Linked DNA regions of Homo sapiens: region 2 is linked to region 1. A link is a loop called in an ENCODE intact Hi-C map of the cell type or tissue named here. Cell type or tissue: HCT116. All regions are shown on one strand. Links, peaks and the distances in the headings refer to the core of each region. The heading gives the core; the rest is flanking DNA.

Region 1 (8,449 bases), core at 2,364-7,363:
GTGAGCGAGATCTAGGCATTGCACTCCAGCCTGGGCAACAAGAGCAAAACTCCGTCTCAAAAAATAATAATAAAATAAAATAAAAACCAGGTTCCCAGGCTGGGCGCAATGGCTCGCGCCTGTAATCCCAGCATTTTGGGAGGCCGAGGAGGCCGGATCATCTGAGGACAGGAGTTCCAGACCAGCCTGGCCAAGATGGCGAAACACCATCTCCACTAAAAATACAAAAATAAAATTAGCCCAGCATGGTGGTGTGCGCCTATAATCCCAGCTACTCGGGAGGCTGAGGCAGGAGAATTGCTTGAGCCGGGAAGGCAGAGGCTACAGTGAGCCAAGATCGCACCACTGCACTCCGGCCTGGAAAACAAGAGCGAAACTCCATCTCAAAAAAAAAAAAACAGGTTCCCATCTGCCTCATCTCTTGGGACTGTCCTGCACCAGTCACCAGGAGTGCTCCAAGACCACTCCACATCATTTCCTCATCCGGCAAACATGGCTGCTCTCACCTGGCTGTGCCTCACACCTTCAAAATGGCACTTCCCTGCCTGGAGTACCCAGGGAGTCACCAGATGAGAACTCCAGCGTATTTTCCATTTCATTGCTTCCCATGAAGCTCTCAACAAAAATCAGTGACCAAGCCCATCCCCCATTCTACTACCCACAAATGCCTCAGCCCTCACTTGTCCAGAGGAAGAACGGTGAAGACTCGGCAGTTCTCAGCACAGGCTTGCAAAATTCTTCAGCAATGTAAAGACCAACATTTTAAGATTAACCCCTTCCCTTATTATCATCATATCTAGATTCTTCATCTTATTTCTAATCACTACTGGGCTCTAAATTTGATGTTTCTGATATGCAAAACATCAGAGATACCCAGACATGGAATGGGAAACAGCTTTTTTCAACCACAGGAATCTCCTCCTCAAAGACAATTAAAACAATTGAAATCCTCTGTTGGTTTTTCCAGCACTAAGCTAACTTCTAACATGATGCACATTAATTTTTGATGCCTATTCGTCCTGCTAAATTGGGAAGAGGTGGAACATTTACTTTATTTTCAGTTTTATGAATCACCTGGCTTTCTCTTATCTATATTAAAAAAAAAAACAGATCATTTCCTAGGAGGTGTTAGTTTTTTTGGTCCACTTTCCTCTCTACCCTGTAGCTGCTACCATGAGCCACTTGAAATCTAATTTCCATGTAATTACCTTAAGAAACAAAATACTTTTTTTTAGTATACCTAAGACCTTTTCTTAGGTCATTAGTCATTTGAGCAACCACAGGCCATTATAAGCCCAGCTTCCCCTACCCCACTGCCCCCAGTCCTGTGTTGAGAGCCTTTTACATTTAATGGGAAATAAACTTTTGACCAAGACTTTGGGTGACTGCCTGCCCTTATAAAAAGTACCAAGGGGGGCCTCTGACTTCAAGAGAAAAGGCAAAACCAGCATTGCCTGGTACTTGAGCTTAAACATTCCTGCAGAGATCTAGACACTGAACATTTGTACCATCCCTAAACAATAACTTAACGACAGCATCCCCTTTCACTTCCTGGCATTCTGCCTCAGAAATTCTGCTGCAACAAAATGCATGCCTTTAGACACAAGAACAATCTCTCCTACTGTCTCAATGTTCCATCAAATGTCTATTTACCCTCATTAATTTTTCTTTTCCTCAACCTGAAACCATCAGCTATGAGTCAGAGAACGATCATTAACTTTTACAGCTTCTATACGTATCCACCTACTCACATTTGGGGAAAGAAGTATTGACTTGCAACATTGCCTGAGACCAAAATTCTCTAAGAAGAAAAAAAGGGGAAAAAGTCGCTTCAAGAAAGTTTTATCTGTAGGTCTGCGGGGAAATGCTATGTTCATCGTTTCTCCACTTTGTGCTGCAAAGTCTCGCAAAAAAAAAAAGTTGAGCTTGAACTTCTTTATGGTGATGGGCATTTCTGGGTTGATTTTTGAGAAAAACTAGATGATTTTCTTTCAACGTCAAAACATAATTAAAGCTCTTAAACTGTCTGGGGGAAAAAATAAAGTGAATCAAGTTTCCTGCTCTTGTACAAAACATATTTCTAGCATATAGAAAAACACGTGGGCTGAAGTGCTGAGACATGTTCCTAACACAGCATTTTTCATTAAAAGTTGCTACACTAAAACTCTTAAAATGATGCCCCATCATTACTCCACTTAGCAGTCGCAGTGCTGCAACTCATAACGAATTAATTTGCATTAATGTGGGTTTCATGTGTCCTTCCCTGGGTATGCCATTGTGATTCAGGCTTAATAAAACTGACACGACAACAACATAGTGCCTTTTATTTCACTTTCCAAAACAAACCAACCCACCCAAAGACCCACACAAATCCTCTCAATTTTTTAAGCATTTTACTAATATATTTTAGTACATCATAATTGGCCCAGCACGAAGGAATCTAGTTATCTTCTCAGTAAATATTTATAGCGTCACTCTTTCCCATTCATTCTGCATTTTCTTAGAGAATCTCACTGTAGCCTACATCTGCAATTCATTGACTTTACAATTTACCACATGTTGGGATGGGAGAGGTCTTAGCTCCATTTGAATCACTACACAAATATGCAAGTGATTTATCGGTTTCAAGCTGAAGACTGCAAGAGAGGGACTCCACTTTTCCTGAACATTACTTCTTCTGGCAGACCATGAACAATTACAGTGCGTACTAATTAAGCTCTGTAAATGTGCTGTGCCCTGCTAATGCCTACCAGGCCTCAAATTTATTTTCATGATGCCAAACTTTAGGGAGCAATTTTAACTCCTTCAGGGCTGATGCCACTCCTGGCCATTCCTTCCTCCGTAGACCGACCTGGTTGGGGCTACTGCATGACAAAAAGAATAAAATATAACAGGTCGAATTACTAGCCCGAAATCAGATGTGCCTAAGGAGAAAAAACCTATCTTGGGAAAAGCAAAGAACACCTCGGCTGATAACCCGTTCAAAGATCCCACAGCCCCTTCTTTGTAATGAGCTGTTTAGGGATTCATATCTATCCCTGAGGGCTAGTAAGTTTCTGCATGCCATTGATTAGAAAAGAAAACCTTTCGGCCTGGGTCTTTAAGTTTGGGTTGGATGGAAGGAAGGATCCAGTCAGAAATGAGAGCCATCATCTCTCCTGGCCTGGCAAACACCTTTGAATCTCACTTCCTCCTTATACCGCGTAGTCAGTTTGTAATACACCAGAACAGCCCACTTTTTCAACATAAATTAAAATCAGCAGGACAACTGGCCTTCTCTCTCACACTCCAGTCTCCACCACAGATAATGCCTCACCCTCAGATGCTTACACAGTAACTGATAGGAAACACATCTGTGGCTAGGTAGAACACCCTGGGTAATGAAGGGATCGCAGCCCATCTTTGCTGAGCAAAGCAATATCCCTTTTTAATAGCCCAGCCCAGGGTACTCCCACGCCCCTCCATAAGGAAACTTCCAATCTCCAATTTCAATTCCCCCAAACCCAAATCTTTGTTCTCTTGTATTATACTTTTCTTATCTTTCTTAGGCATTTATTCTGTCTCCTCTGGCTACTTTTCTGTGCCTCCTCCCGCAGATACCAGTACATTTTTCACAAATAAGCAGCCCTCCCATCCCCAGTGTAAACCTGGATTTTTTTTCCCCTCACCTATTATATTCTTTTAGTCAACTCTCTTCACCTCATCTCACTTTTTTAAAAACTCTCACGTTAACTAGTTTAACTAGTGTACTATGTAATGTGTACATTTTCCCTTCCACTCAGGGGAACATCATATAAATTAAAGAGCCGTCTCCCATACCAGGTTTCTTTAAGTATTCCTGGGGAAAATGCACAATATAGGCAATGTAATCTCAAAAAAAAAAAAAAAAAAAAAAAAAAGGTGGGGGTGTTGGGGGGAATTAAGAAAAGAGAAAGAAAGGAAAAAGGGAGAAAAGAAAAGGGAAAAGATGCAAACACCTAGAGCAACTTTGCTTTTGAAAAAGGCATCTGTGCAGAGCCCCCACTGAATTTCCATTCCTGAAAGTGCTCTTTATAAATGTGTATAACAATAGCCTAGAGGAAACGTACAAGTCAGCTGCCAAAGGAGTGGTGGCGTCTGTCTCAGTAAACTCAAGATTGTAGAGGTGGGGGTCAGCGGAGAAGGGAGGGCAGCATTTGCATTAGGATACCACCACCTCCCCCCATCTCATTGCTTATAATTAGTGAGAGAAATCTGAGCTACTGCCAATGTCTGCGGACCTTGAATATTATAAGGCCAACGTGGCGTCAAATATCTTAACATTCATAAGTGTTATGGGCTGTAAATAAAGCCTGTGGATTTATGACCTGGTGGTGCGCTTGCCAGCAAAAAGACTGGGGCACATTTCTTTCAGCAGACCTGTCGAGGTGCGAGTTTGCCTTTGGTTGTAAAATTAACCATTTCCTTCACAAATGTGCTCAATTATAAGTCAGAGTTGAAGATTTACTTACATAGTTGCCAATATTCACTCCCAGAAGAAACTCAGATGCCCACATCACACACCCCTTTGAAAATAAGACCCTCAAGAATTTGGTTCAGCCTCCTTTTCCAAACTTTAAAATGTGTCACCTCAAAAGAATTATAAATGCAGTCAAAGATATTATCTAATGCCACTCACCAAGACTAAAAAGCTTACACTTACTTCCCTGGAAAGTGCTTATTTATTTGGCAACTCCAGCATTTAAAAAAAAAAAAAAAAAAAAAAAGGTAAATCACTCCTTGCCTGAAATCTCCTCCCTTCCCCCAATATAATGTCATCTACTTCCTGTGCAGGAGAGAGCATTTGCTAAATCCAGGTTGTCTCATACTTAACTGCCAATAAACCAACTTCCACATAACTTCCAGACAGCTGGGGGAAAGGTCCTCGGAGTTTTAGTCATGGTCCAGAAACACGCGTCCACACAAAAATTTGCAGCTGTCCTTTCTCTACAGTGCATTTTTAATGTGATTCAGGGGGGCCTGTTGTGAAACATCTGACAAAATGTAAAATCCTCTTAGATACCTTCTAGTTTACCCACTGCACGTGTGTAAGAGAAGTTGCACCAGGATTTCTCCACCGAGAAATCTAGGCACTTTTTGCACACAGCCAGGGGCACCTCGTGGGATGTAAGGAGGCATTCGAAACCTGGAAAGACTTCTACTGTAATCTTTAAAAGCACAGCCTCTGGTGCAACTATTAAAATGCTAGTTTTCTAAAGCAAATATTTTTTTCAATGGCGTGCAGAACTGCAGCGATCCAGCACGGCAAACAGAACAGCATTCTTGATCTGCAAGCCCCTGGAAACCTTCCGGTAACTTTTTCACAGCTTGCTAAGAAACAGAAAGCTGACCAACTTCCAGCAATGACTCTAAATGAAATCCCTATCAGTAAAATTAAAATCAAGGTGAAGAACTCCTAGCAAGAACGAGGATTGTTTTCCTCAAAAAACTCTTTCTCAATCAGACACAGAGGGCATCAGTCAAAGCTCCTTCCCTTAAACAGTCAAAAGTTTCCAAAAACACGTCTTCCAGATAAGCTCGTTAGGCTCCCAAATGCCTGAGTTTGTTTCTGGGATTTCAGAAAGTTTCAATATCAACAAAGTGGAAAGCGCTGGCATATTTAATTTATAATCATTAAAATATGACTTATTGGGTGAATGTTGAGCCTATAATCCATACTGCAGACATTAAACCCCAACCTATAAAGATTAGCATGGAATTAATACGGTTGCATTGAGATTGAAATCTAAACATGTTCGCCATAAATATTTCTGAAGGAGATGAAAAACAATTAGCATAAATACCAAAGAAGGGTAAGAACACCTGTTCTTTTTCAGGGCGATAAGCATTTTATTGTTCTCTATTTAAAATGTAATGACCTGTGTAATTACAGTAATATTACATTGTTATGTAGGGGCTTGGAATGTCACACTTTGAAAAGTGTTGTCAAAACAATCAGGGGTGAGGTGGGGGGGTGGGAGGACAACTGGGAAGGACCACCATTAACCCTTCACACTCCAAGGTCTAAATCTTTTGTATTAGAAAGGATTATGTTGTTTCAGTGAGGAAAAAACGTCCATTTTTCACAAGCCAGAAAGAGAAGTTGCCCGGCTAAATAAAATCCCAATGAATAGGCCCCTCTCGGTTTCCTTTAAATGCTGGATTCCAAGTTCAAAAATGAATTCAAGATGCAGCTTATTTATCTGTTCAACCTAGTAGCAAAGAGCTCGGTTGAAAAGCAAATAACTTTGGATAAGAGAAGATGCAAGGGCTCGAATAATCAAGTCCTTAAAAAGAAATTTCAAACCTAACTGGAATTTCAACCACCATATTCCTATTTCCACTTTGCCAGGAGGGAAAAAGAAATGTAAAACTACTTTTTCCAATCAACTTTAATAGGTTACAGTATTCTTATCTTTAATATACAAATGTTACCACAGTTCTAATATTTGCAGTTCTAACACTTCCCATCTACTTAACTAGACCTCTCCTTAATGCAGTTTTGTATCTGAATCTGTCTTTTTAAAAGCCATTCCTATTACTGAATCAAAGACTAAATTAATATTATGCAGAAATCTTTGTCATTTTAAAATAAAATTATTACTATCAAGCTTTATGGTGTCTTCAGCAATTAAAGCATTATTCTTGAGATAATGTATTATTCATCATAAGCCGATTTAATGATACTCTCTAATTCTTTACATTCTTAAATAAAAAAGCAGAAATCAGGGTTCCAGAGAGTTTGCTTTTTAAAGGATGCAGCTGCTTACAGGTACACCATAAGTAACAGAAAATGTAGCAAAAATCACCGCCACCAAGGAGCAAAGGGAAAATAATAAAGCATACAGCGAAATTTGTCTTTACACCTTGCCATTAAAAACACACCCTATAAAACACTAAGGATTTCAGAAGAGTATGGGAAGCCCGCTATCTTGCCTATGCATTCCTCCATTCCTCCCGCAGCTGTATCAAATCTGGATTGCAAGCTGGCCTTCTGATTGAAGACGTCAGGAATGACACACAACAGCCTACCATCCTCATTTCCACTGCTCTGCTGACCAGCCTAAATAAATAACTTTAATTTTGGAGCACATAATCTAACCCAGGTAACAGGGAGGAAGGACGAAGGGGCAGTGTACACAAAGATGTCTGCTGGTGTTTGACATGTAAGTACTAAAACTGCCTACTGAGTTCAGAAATGTGTTCTGAGACTCAATCTGATGTCACAGCACCAGGCCACCCGCTATGTCCACAATTAAAATAACTAGACGCCGTCTATTCCTATAATGCCCACAAAAGGGACCGATCATTGGGAGCCTTCCTTTTCTCACCGGGAAATCATTTATTTGCCTTTAGCAATTTCCCTGTTTGCTAATTACAAGACAACACAACTGCTCAAGTTTGAGAAGGGATGGCAAGATTGCCAGTATCAGACAGCGAGTTTAAAAAGAGTCAAGAAAGCTAGCAAGCCCGCCATCAAAGCTCAATATTCAGATGGTTAAGTGGATTTTAAAATAATACCAGGGAGGTTTCCATCGGAAGGGGGAGGGGAGGAGAGGCAGAAATTCTCAGGGATTCTTTGGAATGTTGCTTGGTCCGGTTTATTGGTAGGCGAACACTGCGATTCTGAGCCGAACGGTCCCGTTTAAGATGCCCCACAAGCTCCCAAGAAAAATACAAAGTAAGCGAACTGTGCTTCCCCTACAGCTGCAAGCCCAGAGCGCGGCCCCTGCAGCCTGGTGGAACTGGCCCTGGAGAAGGGGGTTGAGCCGAACCGCTCTCCCAGCTTCCCAAGCATGTCTGGGCGCCGGGCAGGGGGGGAATAATTATTTCTCTTCCCTAGCCATAAAAAAAATGACCGGTCTAGCATGCCCTTGCCATTTTGCCAGGGCCCAAAAAAGCAAGTCAAACCTGATAGTTAATATTTTAATGCTTAAAAACACTTGTAGATCTGATCGACTCCCGTCCGGCAAGCCCTCGGCCATTAGCACCGAATCCATGGCTGCTGAACAGTGGGTGCATTATTTCAAATTGCTATCTAGAGTTACCGAAAAAGAAAAAACAAAAGTCGTGTGTGTAAATAAGGGGTAGGGGACCAAACTGGAGAAGGTGTAAAATGACAATACCGGGAAGCCGGGCACAAATGCGTCTTGCGTCCAGGGATTCGTAATCCAGGCTTCTTAGAAGAGGGAGGGAGGGATGAGGAGGAGGGGGTTCAGGGTGAGGGCAGGGGGCACAGGCCGGTGGGGGAGGGGATGAGCCGTATTAACAAATGTCAGGGTTGGGCGCGGGACCGACCCTGCAGGAAGCGCCCCCCGAGCCCGGCACCCCGCGCTGCCCTGGGGCCCCCAAAGTTGGGTGGCCGGCGATCGGCGGCCCACTCCCTTGAAGGAGAGGCGCCCCAGCCTCCCTCGGCCCCCGCACCTCCTTG
Region 2 (8,449 bases), core at 1,556-6,555, 420 kb after region 1:
TTACTTCATAAAAACCTTAAGGGATACATAGAATCTGGTTGACAGTTTCCATTTTGCAAATATAAGAACACATGCAGAGAGGTTAAATGATTTCTCAAAGTCACACAGCTGATTAATGACATGGACAGATGATGTGGTTTTTCTCTCTCTCCAATTCAGTATATCAGGCTATAGTTCCTAATTTTGTGGTCAAGTAAAATTTGAAAAAAAATTTGAAGGGCCTAAAATAGGGATGCCAATTTTGTTATTCTTCTAAGTAAAGAAAAAAAAATAACTTCTACCTACTATTTCAATCACATTACAACTTTCCTTTACACCCCCAAATAGGAAAAACATCATCTTAGAAATAACTGTAGCCTTGTGAATTAATAAAATATGTTTTATGAGAAAGTCACTATGTTCTACTTCTCTTCTCATTTTGCAGTGCACTGGTGAAAACTGTTGTGGTCTAGAACTGGCTCTCAGACCAATACCTGGAAGCCATTTCCCTGTTTTGTGCTGTTTCAAAAGTTATACTAGTTCTTCCACCTCTCTTCCTCCTTGCATTCCATAGTCTTTAAAAAGAAGACATCAATAAGTGCTGAAAGTTTTTCCTTTCCAAAGATGCTGTTCTGATACTTTAACAAATGGTAAGTATCCTAAATTTACATCACAGTCAAAACACAGAGCTATGGATTGACAAGCCATGACTAGGCTGAGGACCAGTAGGGAAGCAGGAAATACGAAGCAATATGGTGCCCACCCCAGTGTATTCCTTCCACATTACTTCAGTAAGTAGCAAGAGCAGGAAAAATGCTTTGTCCCTGCCTTCTCATTTCCCACTCCACTTTCAAATTCATCCACAAAAGTAAATTAGCAATGATGACTCCCGTCCATGTACAGGCTGAGCCACATCTGTCTTTACTTCCACAAAGCCCATTCTTATCCATCCTCCCAGACTTGGTCTTGTATTCTGCAAGAAGTTCCCAAGCCTTATGTGACAAGTCAACATCTAATTTTATAACACTTCATACTCAATACCATAATATTTTACTAAAAAGTCCAAAGGGACTGAGGTAGGCTGACAGGACACTCTTAAGTTGACATTTCCATGTTGGTTATGTTGATAGTTTGATGTGGATGTTATGTTTTAGCACACACCAAAAATAATAACTATCAAATCCCATTCAAGCAAATAACCTTGATCAAAACACAGTCTTTTGGTATCTGCGATCTTCTTTCAGCTTTGGGAGGGAGCTATATGAATAGTTTAGTGAAAGAAAAAAAAGACACACAAGTATGTAGCCCAATCAACCAAAGCAAGCCTTGTGATCAGTGTCACGACGAGAAGACCCCCTGAGTCTGAACCAGCCCCATGTGGAAAGAGGCTGACCAATGGATGTTTTGTCAAGGAAGGTCCCTGTGATTATGGTCATATTCCATAGACACAGTGCTATGTTCCCCAAGGATTGTCAAAGTAACACATTTTGTTTTCTATTCCTTTACTATTTATAAATTTCAATCATAATAAAAGTTATCTTCTAGGAGATAAAGATAAATGCCTGTAGATCGTCAATGACCACACAATAATAATAATATTTATATTTGTATATGTGTTTTTTGGTATATAAAACATTTTTACATGTACCATTTTTTCTTAAGAATGTTTGGAGATAGGCAATATTATTTCCATGTTATTGAAGAAGAAACTGAGGCTCAGCGAGGTTACGTGATCTCCTCAAGGTCACACAAACAAGAGCTAGAACCCAAGCCTGGTCCTCTGACTTCATGTTCAAGGCTCTTTCCATTATTCACATTCTTCCCAAGAACAGTCACCTCTAAAGATGAGCTCCCAAACAAAAAGAACACACAAAAGCTGGCTTTTATTCCAATCCGGGCAGAAAGCCAATCTATCAATTACCTCAGGATGAAGGGCTGTCCATAACTATTAAATCTGGGAAGGTTTGTGGTTTTCTTTAGTTTTTTCACTATTAATATAATGCCAAAGTTGTTTGTATTCTTCCTGTTTGGTTGCCTAGAATTCATCACATTAACCAACCAATATAGGGCAGCCATGAACACAGGACAAGAAAAACACTGGCCATTCATAAAAGAAATTATTTGGAATCATTTTCATCATACCTGTTCTTACAAAATAAACATTTCTATGACTCTAAATCTTTAAAAATTGATAAAAACATTGTTGATTACATATTTTTGTGGTTTACACATTGGGCAAGAGCTATCCAAAATACACAAAATAGATTATTTACAATCTATGCTTGACAAAACAAAATAAAAAGCGTAGAGTAACAGTAAGAAACTGATGACTACTAAGGTGTTAATGGATATTTATTTACTCTGGAGACAAACAGTCATTGCATGAAACATTTATAACAAAAAAGCATGTTCATTTTAAGTAGACTGATTTTAGAAGTCATACTAAGATTATGTTTTCTGAAATTAATAACTGGTATTAATTCAAACCAAAAGTTTGAAGAGCATTAACTAATGCTAATAAGATTATCATGAACATTAGCCTTACTCCTTGCTATGACTTTTTCATAATTTTCGTATCTGATTATAGGCTCTATTCATGATTTTTTTTTTTAAACAGGATTATTAGGAATCATTTCCAACACCAGGACAAATATGCAAAGTAAAGTGGGTATTGTTATTTCTTTGTCCCTAGTTCACATGATTTAGATTGATTAAAATGTTAATTTTTACATATGTGAATAAAACGTAAAGGAGCAAACTGGAGATTGCGCCATGTGCTAGCAATCATTGCGGGTGGGTAAACTGACAACATGTAACTGCATATTAAGACAAATGTAGAATTTAGACAAAGTATTCCATCTCTTTTCAGATGTATACTTTTAAACCTCAGGAACTGTTTTCAGTAGATGTCATGCCTTTTAACTTGAAAAAAGATAAGCGCAAATAAGCTCCCAATTGTCTCCCCAATATGTAAACCACATCTCGGGCTGCTGTCTCTGCTACTCCTTTGAAGTTTCCCTGAAATGTCATGTGTTGTGAAGACTGCTGTGCATAAGCAAGACAATTTGCTCACTCTCAGAATTCTTACCGGTTTCCACTGCTATTTGGTATCCAGCCTCTAGTCTCCGAGATGACCTTTCCAGCCTCTCTGTGTTATCGAGCAGATGTGCCCTCTGAAAAAGAAAAAGGGGGAAAAAAAAATCAGACGGCCGTCTACAATGTTCTTTTTTTTGCCTTAAAAAAAAAATGCCTTCGTATGCCCTAACATGGGGTGGGGGGGTTCGCAACCCATTACAGTTAATTTTTAGCAAATTTTCCATTATAGGAACCACTACCATAGACAGATTTCCAGCAATCACGTATGGACCATCCACTTCGTGTTTTTAAAAGGAGACTCGTGTTGTATGTGGCCACAATGAATCTTACTTCAAAATACTGAGAAAAGTACGAAGACCATACCCAACTGGATCTTTGCTGTTTCAGCAGAGATGGATATATGAGATACTTGCATAGATCTACGTTCCCTATTTGTATTTATTTTTTATAAAATGCAATCATTTCAAAGATCCATTTGCTCCTTTGATTCTTGCAGATAGAAATTTTAAAACAGGAACTTTATTTGTAAGAAAATGATCCATAATTTTGGATGTGCAGCAAGATGCTATATAGAACAGCATATGCTACTAAGACAGAATACTAAACAGCACTTCTACTTTTCAGACAACTGGAGGCAACACTAAGAAACAAGAGACACATGTTTCTCCATTTACATAGATGTACAATATTGTGCATTTGTTCCTAAATATATGGCACTATGTAGATTGATGTTGATATTTTAACACACAGTGCTTTAGACTGTGAACTAAATTTACAGTAATTATATATACCTCTTTTATATTTATCTGATGGGGAAATTAGAGGATTTTCTTCAAATCCTCAGCTTCTAAACTTTCTTTCCTCCATTGAGATGGTTGTTGTTGATTTTTTTTGTAACCATAATGATCATACATTAGATCTATTCAGGTTGCCAAACAGATTTATAATCTAATCATGGCTATGAATGGATAAAAACTGATACAGATATATATATATATATATATATATATACCTAGATACTTAGAAATATATAAATGTATGTATCTGTGTGTGTGTGCGTGTGTGTGTACATGCATACATGTATCTGCATACGTTAATATCTTCCCTTCTCAAATCAGTTTTGGTATCTGGTCAAAAAGAAAGAAAAAACACAACCACAACTCCTACAACTTTGTGTTGTTGACAGATGTCATTTAAAATTGGAGAAATGCTTTCTAATAATAATAAAAAAGGAGGTGCCACACATATTATCTGAGTGGCTGTCGAGCGAAACGATCTACCTTGCTCTAATGAGCCCCCATGGATCTTGGAGATGCAAGCTGTATTGACATGCACACTTAAGCTAATACACCTAGACCAGTGCCTCCAAGCTCTAGCAGCCAGGGATGCTGACAGAATATCTCGCTTCCATCTTCAAAGAAAGGAAGTGATTAGTATGTTATCATTACCATTCACAACGTGATTTCCTTATTCCCTCCCGGCATAGGTGACACATCTGAGATGCGGCCAGACGTTGGAGGCAGCTAAAGCCACATCAAAGCTTTCCTTGAAATTTTTTTGGGGGGAAGGGTGGGGGGGTGAGAATCATTAAAACAATGCATTTAGAACAGAGAGATAGGACCTGATGTGAAGGTCAGGAAGCTGCAACAACAGTCTATCATAATTAATAGAGTCGTCCAATGTACAGCAGAGATATTAAGAGAAAAATTGTCCCCTCCCTCTGCAAAAAAAAAATATAAATATAAATAAATAAAACAGAGAGGAAAGCTTCTTGTATCATTAAAAAGCAAAATCACTGAAGGCTGTAATTAAGAAAAAGAAGAGAAAGGGGAGCTCTGTGTGTCTGGCATTGATGACTATTTTTAAATAAAATTAAACACTTTACTAAGGCTTGTCAAAAATAGCTTTCTTATTCCTAAGTTTCCCTATGTGCAGGTTCTGGGAGTAAGGATTGCTCTTCCCTTCCTTGAAAATTGTTTTCTACCTTAACAAAGGACTTAACTGCAAACTGGTGATTCTCTAAAAAGATATCAATCAGATCTGTGAAATCAAAAGTAAATCTGAATTTTAATCCAGAATAAGACAACAAATATCTTTGGTTCATTTTCATATTGGATGAAATCCCAAAATTAAAAGAAAACATTTAGTTATTAGAGATTTACAAAAAAACAAAGATCAATACTGGAAATGGACTTCCACTTTTATAATAATATTTAATGTAGGAAATAAAGCATTTAAATGTAAAATAACTAGGGGGATTTCATGGTTATAATAGCAAAATTTCTGAAAGACCTTTAAAAATATGTATATTACTGAATAATAGAAGTAACTCTTCTTCAGAACAGTTCAATTTTATCAGAGTAAATCTGCACACAAGAGGACTATCAGTTTATCAGCAGCTTTACAGCAGGATTTCACTTTCTATTTTGGAACCTCTTCACTTAAGTCAAACTAAAATCAAGTTCTTGAAACAGCTGCACTATTTACATTGTTCCCTTAGTTGTACATTGCCCTGGTCTCTGTAAATGAAAGGAAATACACTACAGTAGCAGCTGATGCTTTCAACTTGCCCCCACACTCCATCCCAAACTCATTCTCTCACCCTCTTCTCAGCCCTTTTCAAAGCAGGTAAGTGAAGCTGTGCAGGAGCTTCAGACAGAGCTCAACTTGTGTGAGGAGCTGCGCAATGTGGAGAGCTGGAGATGTAGGATTCAAACGGAGCTCGGCAGAGCCAACACCAGATCAGCTCCCTATGCACTACAACCCTGCCTCCAAGCATGCTCCCTTTCCAAAACTGAGCCCAGAAAGAGCAACACAAGGAAGAGAAGGGGCATATTTTTGTTTCCAAGCGAAACAAAACACATTTTGGAGCAGCTGAGTGCTTGTCTTCTTAGCACAGTTGCAAGTTAAGAAACATGGGGGTAACATTCTCTCTATGATTACTATTAGAATCCCAACTGAGAAATAATCACTCCTCAGCAAGCCATATACCAATGCAGCATCATCACTGTAATCTAGTCTATAAATATCAATGCTAGATCTATATCAAAGACTGTTAAAAGAATATTTCAGAGTATATTATTCTGTTAGTTGATTAATCTAATTTTTCCAATTATAATTCAATTACATGTTACAGTTTCAGAAACATGAATTCCAGAATCATAACTGATGAAACTGCTGCTACAGGCATAAGAAAAGAAATAAGCCATCAAACAAAAATAAAAAATATTTTAAAAGAAATGCAGACGTGATGCTTTAAGTTTTTGGAATTAAGACTTCTAATTTGACACAATTAGGCTTAACAAAAATAAATCTTCTGTCAAAAATGTTGATTGCAATAAGCCACAATTTAATACATAAACAATACTCATTGCTTAAATTCAGGGGCAAGGGCTTCACGTAGTTTCTTCGTATAGAGGTTTTCAAGTCAATTGTTAGTTCCATTAACATTTGAAAATTCAGATTCTTCACCTAAACATGAATATATGCAAATACAACAAGCACATACTCTATCTTGCAGAAAAATAATATTTATGTTATCCCTCACCTCAAGAATAATCTTATACATCAAAACTGCAACTGATTATATTCATTTAGTGTATATATACAACTGCTCCCCTGTAGGGAAGATAAAAAACACAAAAAGGTTGGAGGGCGAGGGTTTTTGTATATTTTTCCCCTTCATTTTATATATCATTATTACTTTTTCTGAGGGAGGACATCAGTAATGCATCTTAAATTCAAAGAGTTGTTGAAAAACACTATCTAGAAGCTTCTAAATTAACATCTGTATCACCTAGAGAATGATGACATACCAATAAAAAAAATTCTAGAGAATTCTCAATCAATGCAGTCAAATTAAACTCAAAAGTAATTCATACTACTCTATACTATAAGCAATTAGACAATTTTTAAATTGCAATATAGGCCATTATGTCTTAATAGAAAAATAAAACCCAATCTTACTAAATAAAAAATATGACTATCTCTAAAAAAGAGTACCAAAGCATGTTTGATATGTTTGACTTAATTTTTTAAAAATAGAATTATTCAGCATCCCTCATTAATACAAGGATACAATTATAAACATTGCAGTAAATATTTGCTGAGCCACACACAAAAAAATCTGGAGTTGCATTATGAAACAGTCCAGCAAACTCAGAAAAATGAGAACTCACTTGGGTGCTGCATGCTACAAAAAGCAAAGTGTTTAACAATGACGAAAGCTTTGGCTATTCTTAGGTATCTATGTACACAGAGTAGCAGGGCATTTATAACATATGTGTGTTTCCCCAAAAGGATAATACATCCATGGTGTCTTATGTTAAACCCAATAATTTTGGGTGGGGGAAAGGAGTTTATTTAAGAACAGTTTACAGTAAAGTAAATCAGAATGTTAGAAAAAAAAAATCATACTAGCTTCTTTGAGAAACTACATAAATAAACTTGAAGTTACAGCCTACAATAAAACTACACTCAGGTAGAGTTTTAAGATATTCCTTTATTATTCCTCCTTTTTTTTGGCCTTTAAAGTATTAACTTTGTCCCAGTTCCAACAAAGAACAATGATCCCTGAGATAAGCATGATTAGGATATAGTTGTGTTTTAAAAGATGGTGAGCAGAAAAGATTTCTGAACAATATAAATGATACTTTTTGCTATGTATAGATTTACCTGGAAAAACAAATCCAAAGATCCACTTCAGATTTAAAAACTCAATTTTATAGGGAAAAGCAGAATTAAAAAAAAAAAAGAAGCTAGGAAGTACTCACCTCTTCACGTAATTTTATCAACTGCAACATGAATGCACAAAAAAAAGATAAAAAGGAAAGAAATGGCAGGAAAGAAAGATCAGTTGTCTGACAGGATACAGAATTAACATTGACAATTTATCTGTTTACATGTTTAGCATTTAAAAATCACAGACAAACACATTAAAAGAACCTAAACATAGACTACATGCAGAGTTTTTTGAACGAATAAAGATCACTTTCTCACACTGTCACATTAAACAAAGAGAATAGTGTGAAATTCTCTTTTAAAGTACATCTAAGACACCATCATGAAATAAAGGGGAACGACTTCATAGAAGTCTATATTATAAAGAAAGAAAACAAGTTTACTGTTCCTCTCTTCTAAGAATGTACCATTGAAGAGGTTTTGTATATACAAGTTTTCAGGATGTTTCCCTATTTGGAATCTTGACAACTGATTTCAGATTTTACCTACAAATGAAAATGATTAATAGCTCATGCTTTGGTTCCAGTAAGTATTTAAAACAACAAACTATTATGTTAGTTAATGTTATACTTGTACCCACTCTAGTAATAAGACTGCATTTGGAAGTAATGTTATTTTAATAGAAAATAAAGTA

Evidence for each region. Hi-C counts contacts between places; a loop is a spot of excess contacts. Peaks named below come from ENCODE experiments on the same cell type or tissue, not always from the same donor. Only the 100,000 strongest peaks of a DNase experiment are listed, where the experiment ranks them.
Region 2: it touches region 1 in a loop (7-fold over the local background); 1 of 110 quality-filtered maps calls a loop at or near these places.

Annotation. Positions count from the first base shown.
Region 1 is chr10:112,952,641-112,961,089 of GRCh38, reverse strand. All of the region lies in intron 3 of TCF7L2 (transcription factor 7 like 2), which reads right to left. Among named protein-coding and RNA genes, the nearest start is that of TCF7L2, 6.6 kb to the right of the region's middle. RefSeq lists an enhancer at 2,956-3,590. In HCT116, for the core only: no CTCF peak of the experiment used is centred there; DNase peaks (open chromatin) are centred at 2,598 and 4,844; H3K4me3 peaks cover 5,000 bases; H3K27ac peaks cover 5,000 bases.
Region 2 is chr10:112,532,949-112,541,397 of GRCh38, reverse strand. It overlaps VTI1A (vesicle transport through interaction with t-SNAREs 1A), which reads right to left. Exons shown (of 8, transcript NM_145206.4): 5 at 3,068-3,152. Among named protein-coding and RNA genes, the nearest start is that of VTI1A, 90 kb to the right of the region's middle. In HCT116, for the core only: no CTCF peak of the experiment used is centred there; DNase peaks (open chromatin) are centred at 1,877 and 4,557; H3K4me3 peaks cover 741 bases; H3K27ac peaks cover 5,000 bases.